4 separate regions of the Mus musculus genome follow, and all the other regions are linked to region 1. The links are chromatin loops, found by intact Hi-C in ENCODE. Cell type or tissue: left cerebral cortex. All regions are shown on one strand. Region 1 holds the start of Gm51527 (a long non-coding RNA gene). Region 2 has its middle 210 kb from the start of Gm39155. Region 3 has its middle 110 kb from the start of Gm22140. Region 4 has its middle 88 kb from the start of Gm39155.

The links. Peaks named below come from ENCODE experiments on the same cell type or tissue, not always from the same donor. Only the 100,000 strongest peaks of a DNase experiment are listed, where the experiment ranks them.
Region 2: a loop joins it to region 1, with 4 times the contacts of the local background. A loop is called at or near these places in 2 of 42 quality-filtered maps.
Region 3: it touches region 1 in a loop (7-fold over the local background); 6 of 42 quality-filtered maps call a loop at or near these places.
Region 4: a loop joins it to region 1, with 9 times the contacts of the local background. A loop is called at or near these places in 3 of 42 quality-filtered maps.

What each region holds. Positions count from the first base shown.
Region 1 is chr8:32,882,588-32,885,087 of GRCm38, forward strand. It overlaps Gm51527 (a long non-coding RNA gene), which reads left to right and starts at 609. Exons shown (of 2, transcript XR_003947373.1): 1 at 609-1,128. It also overlaps a transcript of Nrg1 not described here. In left cerebral cortex, a CTCF peak has its summit at 1,363 (motif pointing left); DNase peaks (open chromatin) are centred at 571, 1,453 and 2,139; H3K4me3 peaks cover 2,500 bases; H3K27ac peaks cover 2,397 bases.
Region 2 is chr8:32,539,159-32,541,658 of GRCm38, forward strand. It overlaps a transcript of Nrg1 not described here. Among named protein-coding and RNA genes, the nearest start is that of Gm39155, 210 kb to the right of the region's middle. In left cerebral cortex, no CTCF peak of the experiment used is centred here; a DNase peak (open chromatin) is centred at 987.
Region 3 is chr8:32,291,577-32,294,076 of GRCm38, forward strand. It overlaps a transcript of Nrg1 not described here. Among named protein-coding and RNA genes, the nearest start is that of Gm22140, 110 kb to the left of the region's middle. In left cerebral cortex, no CTCF peak of the experiment used is centred here; DNase peaks (open chromatin) are centred at 1,333 and 1,697; H3K4me3 peaks cover 1,604 bases; H3K27ac peaks cover 1,658 bases.
Region 4 is chr8:32,658,039-32,660,538 of GRCm38, forward strand. It overlaps a transcript of Nrg1 not described here. Among named protein-coding and RNA genes, the nearest start is that of Gm39155, 88 kb to the right of the region's middle. In left cerebral cortex, a CTCF peak has its summit at 1,552; DNase peaks (open chromatin) are centred at 1,485 and 2,449; H3K27ac peaks cover 370 bases.

The sequences.
Region 1 (2,500 bases):
GTCACGGTAATTTACGGTTTGAGAAGGAGTCCCCGCTATGTGTTAGTAATTATATGGTGATCAGGAAAGGATACAGATATTTAGGTCCTAGAAATTATTTTATGAATGGCAGAAATGCAATTCAACCTCAGACATGTAATTAGACTCTCAGCTTAATTTCTCAAATCTGATCATTTGACTCTCCTGAGGGAATACCCACTGGTAAAATGGGAAAAGCCTGGGAAATCCATGACTAAACTTCTCACCTGAGAGTCTTTAAGGCCTACATATAAAGTGCCACAATTACATTCGTCTGTTCTGACTTCCAGACCAGAGAAAAACAACCTCCAAACCAAAATTCTGTGACCAAAATTCTTGACAGGATTCTCCCAAGAAAAGTCACTCTGTACTCCTCACATACACATAGAAACTAGCTACACGCTCCACCTGTGTGTTGCATATTAGTTAACCCAAAACTCTGCCAGTATTTATAATGGCATCTCACCCTGCCCTTTTCCTCCTCTGGGCTCTCCATAAACAGCCCTTGACGCCTCAGGACCACGTTCAGAAGAAGGCTTGGAAAACAAGCCTGGCTCGGGATTTCTCTTCCAGAGAAGCCCCATCTCACAGGGGAACTCACAGACAGCAGTGCCTAACCACAAGTTCAACAAACCAACACCTAAGAAAGCAACAGCAGCATTCAGTATCAACTTAGGGAACCAAACCCCAAGGGATTCCAAAGTTTTAGGTAGTCCAACCAAAGACCAAACTTGAGATTCTACCCTGAGCAAAAAGCCCAGTAAGTCGGGAACGTAGAGAAATCGCCCGGCCCGTGGCACCTGCGAGACCTCCCCTTCCTCTAAGGAACGCTCGGACCTGGGAGCGCCCGCGCCCTGCAGCCGTCGAAGGGGAGCCCCGGGCCGCCCGGGGGGCATGGCGAGGCACTTACCGCACCGCTTGCACAGCACCCGGCTGACCTCCTTCTTGAGGTTGCGGCCAGTCTCCAGCGGAGGAAACGAGGCTCGGAAGGCGGGCGGCGCGCGGCCGCTACTGTTGGCATCGGGCTCCATGAAGAAGATGTACCTGCTGTCCTCCTTGAGCCGCCCGCAGGACGGGAAGGCTGAGTGGCCCCAGGTGTCCAGGCGCACGGTGAGTAGCGAGTCCTTCTTCAAGCCCCCGGCTTTCACAGCCCACACCTGGTGCACCTTCACCAGATAGGGCGCGGGGTCCCTGGGCTGATCGGTGCTGGGTTCGGGGGACCCGGTGAGTAGGGTCCAGTTGTCAGAGGGCGGAGGGTCCTGTGAAGGTGGCGGGTCCTGGGCGGGCTGGTCCCGCGCCCCTGCCCCTGCCTCGCCTGCTGCCTTCCTGTCGAGTGCCCCCTGCTGCCGCCGCGGCGGGTGCACCTTTCCCTCGATCACCACCGCGGCGCGCCGGGCCAGCTCCTGCACCGAGCCCACGCTGGGCGGGGACGAGTAGCACACCGAGGCCCCCGCGGGAGCCGCCCGCTCGGCCGCCGCCCCCGGAGCCAGGGCCGCGGTCCCCAGCAGCAGCAGCAGCAGCAACAGCAGCAGCGGCGGCGGCGGCGGCAGCAGCCGCAGCAGCAGCGGAGGCGAGCGGTCGGCGGACCCGGGATGCGGGACGCTGGGGCTGGTACCCAGCGGGCGGCGCGGGGCGCGTCGCCATCTCATGGTGTGAGGTGCGTGCGGGCGCCTTGTCGGTGCGGACTCTGCCTGGCTGGCTCCAGCTGCCTCGCCTTGCCTGCCCCCACTCCTACCCTGACCCTCCTCCTTTATTTATTTATTGGGGGTGGGTGGGTAGGAGAGTTGTTTATGGGGAGGAAGGGGAGATGGGTGGAACCACAGAAAGGCAAAGAGGCGAATTTTGGAAAGAAGGAATAAAAAGCAAAAGGGGGAAAAAGCCTTTGCCACCGCCTTGGTTGCGAGAGTGACAGGTTCCCCCCGCGCCGCCGCACCCGAGCCCTGCTGTCGGGGATGCTGTCACCGGAGGAGGAGTGGAGGTGGATGCGCTGCTCGGCGGGGAACAGTCCTTTGTGTGGAGTGCTGCTGCGGCGGCTGCTGGGCTGCGAAAGCAGCGGAGACGAGAGCGCGGGGACAGAGCTCTGGAGGCGGAGTTGCGTGCCTGGAAATCGCTGGGTGGCCGCGGCGACAGCGCCCCGTGCCTAGCCGGCCTGTTTACCTGTGCTGCGAACTCGCCCCGCGCGCTGCCTGCCAGCCCTTCCCCGTGCAGATCCGGAGCCCGGCCGGCTTGGCCCTCCCTCGTCTGGCTGTCGCCCTGACTGCTGCAATTGGGAGGACCGGCGGGCTGCTAGGCTGCAGTCCGAGTGGGCTGCGGAGATGTACTGGGGAGCGAGAGGTGACGCTTCAGTGAGCAGGGACCTGTTAGCCGCTCTGGATGGCCAAACACAGGGAGGAGGCCAGGGTGGGACACAGGACGAGGGTCCTCGGTTAAGAAAAGTTTTGCATGAGCTGGTCACTTGACAGTCAAAAAGGGAGCAGCAACA
Region 2 (2,500 bases), 340 kb before region 1:
TTGACCCATTAAGATGAGTCTAAGAACTACTCAGATATCCTTTTGAGATTCTGAACCTCTAAGCTGGTTTTGTCTGGTGATTTTACACAAAAGAAAAAAAAATGAGACAAAGGTAAAGCTCCTTTAGGACAGTAGTTATGTGATTCAGGGCCATTTTGTCAAAACTTTCCACTGAAATTGGGCCTCAATAAGTATTTGCTTTAGTGAGTTTTTAAAACCTAAGAGTTGTATACTCCTAATCCGATTATTTCTTTCAGACAATAAAAAATAAAGAAGATCTAAAATGCTAACATTATAAAGCCTAATCTGGATGCTGAAAGATCATTTCAAGACACAAAGGTCAAGGAACAAAAACTTAATTTCACAGAGGAATAAAGATAACTTATCGTGCAATCAATATGTGTGAGAGCCTGAATCAGACATTGGATAAATGGTCTTCATTTCTTCTTCACTGCAAGGCTGCAGGGGAGGGGTTTACATTCATCAAATGTATGAAAAATTAAGCCCAGAGAAAATAAATGATTTCCAGGGTTGAAGAAGGACAGCAAAGGCAGCTCTCCAGTCATGTCTTCCTGACTCAAGTACCTCCTGTTTCATTGATGTAGGTTTTGTTGTGAGAACTAATCACCCACAGCATGAAAAATTCAAGCGACAGGGCCATTCAGCTAGCTCAAAATCTCCTTAGCTTCCTAAGAGTCTTGATGAATGTATGGAGGCATTAAATAATTAATAGCTCAACTGCTTTCTTGGATAAACCAAAAATGCTGGTGTTGCTATTGTCTGACTCTGAATCTTATATCAGAATATTTCAGGTGTTAGATAACAGGAAAAGCACTCATCTCAAAACTCAGATCTTCTTCACTTACTTCGGCCCTGATTCATGGCTTGGCTGAAGACCTAGATCTCCTTTAGCTGTGTGTGGTTTTGTCCACATTTTGAGGAGACTCACTGAGTCCTCTGTACAGAACCTGTTCTTGACTGTTCCAAGTCCAGTATAAGTCTCTGCAATCAGCAATAAGTACCGATTTTAAAATGCAATACAGTTATACAAGAAGGATGGAGCCCCGATGTGGTAACGCATGAGTCATGCTACTTTCTTCCTGGTAAGTTACAGTTATACAAGGTTAGGAAGTAGCAAAATTTTTCCTGAATTGGTTATCATCTATAAGAGTTTTTCTAATTCTTTTTTTTCCCCTTTGGTTTTTAAATCTAGTTAAATTTACAAGCAGGTTTTCATTAGATGTTCATTGCATCTATCTGGTACCTTTAATTAGCTTTAATTAGAAGTGTTACCATATTGTGTTTTGAGTATATGCCAATATCATCTCTCTCTCTCTCTCTCTGTGTGTGTGTGTGTGTGTCTGTTTCTCTCTGTCTCTCTCTCTCTGTGTCTGTTTCTCTCTGTCTCTCTCTGTGTGTGTCTGTCTCTCTATCTGTCTGTTTCTGTTTCTGTCTCTGTCTCTCTCTTTATGTGTGTCCCTCTCTCTGTCTCTCTGTCTCTCTCTGTCTCTGTCTCTCTCTGTGTGTGTCTGTCTCTCTATCTCTCTCTCTGTCTGTTTCTGTCTCTGTCTCTTTCTTTGTGTATGTCCCTCTCTCTGTCTCTCTGTCTCTCTCTGTCTCTGTTTCTCTGTCTCTGTCTCTCTCTGTCTCTCTCTCTCTGTCTCTCTCTCTCTCTCTGTGTGTGTGTGTGTGTGTGTGTGTGTGTGTGTGTGTGTGTGTGTGTGTGCTTCCTAAGGGAGAAGGGATGGAAAGAGAGACTACTATATTGCCCTGTATGTTGACATTAAAGTAGAGGATAGAGATGATAATTAATCCTTCTGAGTGAAGGGAAGATAACCTCTGTTAACTAAATGGTATGCAATGATCCTCACCCATGCTCGTCTCTGATGGGGTAGGAGTGACAATGTGATTTCCACATAAATACATACATGCATGCATACATAGATACATACATACATACATACATACATATGACAATGGAGGATGGAGAGTACATCACCCAAATACTCTGAACATCTATATTTCTTCTCTAGACCAAGATAGAAGTCTATAGCTACATGTGGCTATTATGCCCTTGAAATGTACTTGGCTGAGTTTGGATATACTATGAATACAAAATCCATAATGCATTTTAAACGCTTGCTAAGAAAAACTGTAGATGCTCTATATTATATGTTCTATATAATGTTCTATATTAATCATGTCTTAAGGTATACATTTTGGATAAAATTACATTTTAGAAATCTATCTACTACAAATTGATAATTACACATAGGGCTCTTTCTACTGCTCTTAACACACTCATCTGCCTCCTGGAGCAAAAATGGAAGGTAGCTGATAAAGAGGGGAAACAGAAAAGTGGGACATAATAGATGTATTTTGTGCCCTGTCTTTTATTCACAGATCTGAATGCCTGCAGGTCATTCTATGACTGTGGAGTTATGGTTTGACACATATGTATTACACTTAAAATGCTTCCAGAATATGCAGCACCTCCTGA
Region 3 (2,500 bases), 590 kb before region 1:
GTGGGTCAGGTTTTCTCTATCTCTCCAAGAGTTAGCTATTTCATTTATACATTAAGCCAAGAACATAAAGGAAAATTAACCAGTTATGTAGACTGTTATAAACCCTGATTCCTGGCAAAACTCTTATCCTAGAGGTAGAAGAGAAATGAAGTAACTCAGGAGACAGAGTTAAAGACTCCAGGACACACTGCTTTTGTATCCATTAGCTTATGTTTTTTAAATCTGATTTTTTTTAAAACATAGTTTTAAGTGAGCATATTGGAGTCAGGTAAAGAATTGATGAAAAATTCCAGCAAATCTTCTGTGAAAACTCATGCATATTGATTACAGAAAAGATATACATTCATATGCACATTTTCTTCCTTGTGGCCTGGGAGATAGGGGTGTGTGTGTGTGTGTTCCAAGGTACACTGCTTAATTGTGAAAAAAATGCATAAAGATTAGGGGGAAAGGGCAAATGTATTTTGGTAATAAAGATCTGGATGACAGAAGGGAGAGAGAATCACAAATGTGAGAATACAAACCTTTACATATAAATAAAACACTAACCACAGGAAGAGAACAAATTAAAGTGTATGTTTGATTTTAGCTTTTAGGCCACTAAAAATATAATGTGGCTTTCCCTAAGAATGCCGACAAAGACTAATAATTTGTTTCTAAATGCCAAGAGCACAAGAGTATGTTCAGTACATCACTACTACCTGATATACAGTCTACAACTACAACTCTCCTTTGTAGGAGCGAAAACAAGATGAAATAAATGTATTCCCTAAATATCCACTGGTTTTACTGTGACATGCTGCCTAGAAACATCCTGACCACAAACGCTGTGACTGTCTACAACCTGTGAATGAGGCACAATCGCAAGAGCAGACCCCGGTGTACTTATTTGCCCCAACCCAACGTTACTGAGGCTTGTTTTTCTTTCTTTTGGGTTTACTTAATTCCTGCTAAGATTCTGAGAATGTGAGCTAAAACATACCCAGAGCAGCATGATTTTCCAAAGGCAGCTCTTTGTCCCTTTTTTCCATGCTTCTCAAAAGTTAATCCTGCCTACCAATCATTAAAGGAAGCAGGCCCTTTTACTGTTACACCGCTCTGCATCAGTGTCTATGGGGGTTGACAGAACACACACCCTCTAAGCATCTCACAGCCTTAGGTCCGCGTGTAACTACAACTCATTCGGAATTCTCATTCTAGTTTTCTGCAGAGGCAACAGCACAGCCACAGCGTATAGATAAGAGAGATTTCTTTACCTTTATTTTTAAAAGAGGTTAAAAAAATCATTTCGTGTCTTTTTCTCATGTATCCACAGAGAGAAGGTTAAAACTCCGTAGGTGTAGGTGGTTTGCCTGCCGAGCTGCCTCTGTGGGCCGGGCTCCGTTTACAAAGAAGCAAAAGAAGCAAAAGAAGCAAAAGAGAGGGGAAAAAAAAGGAAAAGGAAAAGAAAAAGAAAAAGAAAAAGAAAGAAAAAAACAACGATAACAAAAAAACCACGATTTTAGAATCTGTTCCAAGCCGTGTTTTGTGGACTGTGATGAATGGCATGTTGCCTTGGTAATTTCAATCTTGTCAAAAGCCTCAGGTTCCCAGCAGCAGAGCCCACCATGATTGGCTCCACCCGAGGGACGTGGATCTCGGGATTCCCTCCTAGCTAGCAGCAGTGACATCACCGCCACTCCTTAGCGGCGCAGGGCTGGCGCGGGAGGAGCGCCGGGAGGGGCGTTGCTGGGGTTTCCAGGGAAACACTGCAGCAGATGGCTAGCCTCAAGGAGCCAGAGCCACACATCTGCAGCGCGGCTGGTGGGGAGGATATTTTTGGAATATCTCTGCTCACTGAGGTCCGGCTAGTTCTGATATTTTCACCTCCATGCCTTTCAACCAGTGGGCTTATTTCTTCCCGAGTTCTTTTATTTCTGGAAAGGGGACTTTCTATTTTTACAGTAAGAACCGAGTCAGAAGGATCCCAACCAATCTTAAACTTCCATACTCCCCAGTTTTCTTTCTAATTCACCGGCCCCTCCTCACCAGACTGTCAAGGTGATTCAAGGAACACAAGGGCACATGTTGCTAAGGTAACGGGATTGAAAACCTGTCTGCGCGTGCAGAAGCATTCTAACCTGGGGTTTCCCTCATTTGCATTTTAAGACTCCTGGGCTGCAGCCTCCATGCAAGCTTAGTCCTTGTAGCAAGAATAAGACACATTTTAAAATAGTGATTGCTACCTCGAGGGTCAGTAAGCAGCTTGTACCACTGTGAGCTTAAATAAATTCAAGAAAAATATCAGGTGCCAACCATTTCCAGCTCCTTGGTGAGTGAACCAGTGCCAGGAAGAACAGGACCCTCTCCTCCACCACATTTTAAAACTGAGAGAAAGGAATTCCCTTTTTGCTTTTCTTCCAGAATTGCCCTTGACAGTATTTTCCAAGGTTAAACTTTGCCTTCACTCTTATTCCTGGTAACTTAGGACATCTCACTCCACATTCACAACAAAGGAGAT
Region 4 (2,500 bases), 220 kb before region 1:
GATGAGGGAGACCCTAACTCCCCAAAAAAGTCATAAAAGAGAGTCATTCTCTGTCAATGTGAACAAAATCTAGAACACTCAAGGGCACTCCCATTTTCTATCCTAACATGCTAATGAATTCACAGCAAAATCTCACTTATAAAATGCCTTAAACCCCTAAGCACAGTTGGATATTCAGTGAAGCACATTTGAATATCCACAGTGATACTAGCCCAAAGCTATTTGCTTGACTAGAATCCAAACATAGGGATTATGTAAGAAGAGCATTTCAGTTAGGGCTGGGTGATGTTTGTTTTCTAAGCTTCTGTGGGTTGAAGAAGACTGTGGACAAGGAAGAGACACCTTGCATGACAGTGACAGCAGACTCAAAATGTAGTCATTGTCATCCTAAGCAAATCATATCTTTTGAAGAACATAGGTGGTCTTGAAATGATGGCCTCATTGGTGTGAGTTGGATAGAGGCCTTGAAGTAGGAATAGTCATGGAGCTGATAAAGCTGATGCTAAAACTGCTGTGATTCTTTTTTTCAAAAAACAGAGAAGCCCAAAATAACTGTCACCAGTTCCAGATGTTTCTTCCTGTTCTTAGCAAACAATGTTTTACATACCATGACTGTTAGAATGATAAACCAACTGTTCTTTAAAACTCTCATAATTTCAACACATCTGTCTTACTGAGAACTGCTCAAAGCTTGGTGATATTATAGATGCAGCATATAACTATATGTCCTAAAATTTCCCCCAGAATGTCAAGTTCTTTTTTTTGTTGTTCTGGTTTTTGTTTTTTGTATTTTTGAGACAGGGTTTCTCTGTATAACCCTGGCTGTCCTGGAACTCACTTTGTAGACCAGGTTAGCCTTGAACTCAGAAATTTGCCTGCCTCTGCCTCCCACGTGCTGGAATTAAAGGTATGCGCCCCCAGAAGGTCAAATTCTTAACACTATCAGGCAAGTGACACATAATTAAAGAAACAACAGCACTGGGAAGGACATTTGATGGGTTTAGATGTCTTGCATTCAGTCCTGTTCTCTTAGTAATCATACTCAGATTAACATTGACACATCACTTCTCCATAAGATCTCTTGGGAAAACAGAGTCTATCTCTAGCAATAAAGAGAATGTAGGAGTTGTAGGTATGGATCTGGTCCCAAGAAAGAGCTGAACTAATAGAATCCCATATCAAAAGCAAACCTTGCCTGAAAACAGCCCAGTCTCCATGATACAAATGTGCTTTCCCCTTGGTGAGGTCAATTTGATGTTTTTCTGTGGTTTTCAGTTCACAATATCTTACCTAATTCAAACACACAGTAGGGCATGAATTTAAAAGACCATCATAAAGGTAACGTGATAATAAACAAACAAGTAATAAATCAGCATACATTGACTATGTGAAGCTTAAAATGTTTGCATGACTATGCAGCCCAAGAAATCTTTTTCTTCTCTTCATAGCTCTTTTTAGAGGATTTTCTTTGCTGTTATTGTTCTCAACTGTTCAAATTTTAGAAGCTACTCATTTGTTCTTTCCAAGAAACAGCTGAAAACATAATGCAATAATAGCTTCCACCAAAGGCGTCTGTGGCTGGCAAAGACTGGCTGCAATAGTACTTTTACGTAAAGGAGAAAAGGGCACAGAATGTCAGACCATAAGGAAGAGTTGTTTGGAACATAAGGTTAGCCTACAGGAGACAACAACTATGTTCATCCCCTCACAGCTTCTATGACTAGACAGAAGTGTACCTGTGCAATGGGATATGATCCACTGTGTACACTAGATCTATGTCCAGGCTCAAGTAATGGCAACAAATGGTTCCACTATTCCCACTCTCTATGAGAGAGATGCTGCTCCTATTCAAGACAGCTCTTGCTTTGGCCAATATTTATAACATAAAACTAGCTTTTTCTCTGGGAAAAACATATTCTAATGCCCAGTCAGCACAGTCAGCCCCACTCATCTTGGCAGTAGAAAGTTCTAGAAAGCTTGTGTTCCCTTATCATTATGTAAAAGCCAAAGGCTACGATGCTGCTATGCCTCTGATGTCTTGATCATGGATCAATTCATTGGATATTCTGGAAAGAAGTCAAATGTCTAGCAATGTACAAAAGAAAATAAAAAAGCCAACACTAAGGTATCAGCATAATCTTGCTTTGGGAGTTTTCATCAAAGAAACAACACCACAAGAAAATCATGAAAAATCCAAAATACTGACATGAAAGAAGTTGGGATTAATAATGGGACTACAAATGTAAGTGTAAGAGATTTTAGAAACACATCTTGCTCAGAGCTAAGAGGCATTAATCAGAGAGCTGTCATGTAGGAGTTAAGCTTTTCTGTAAGGTGGTATCTCTGCCTATAGATTAGTAGAGCTCTCAGACATCATCACAGAAGTTTCTTTGTACTCTGTGGTTAAAATAGAAGTTCACAGCTAGTCACTGTGGACAGAATAAGTGTGGGTGTGATGATGAGCCACAAATGAGACATCTATAACATACCCTCTCCACCA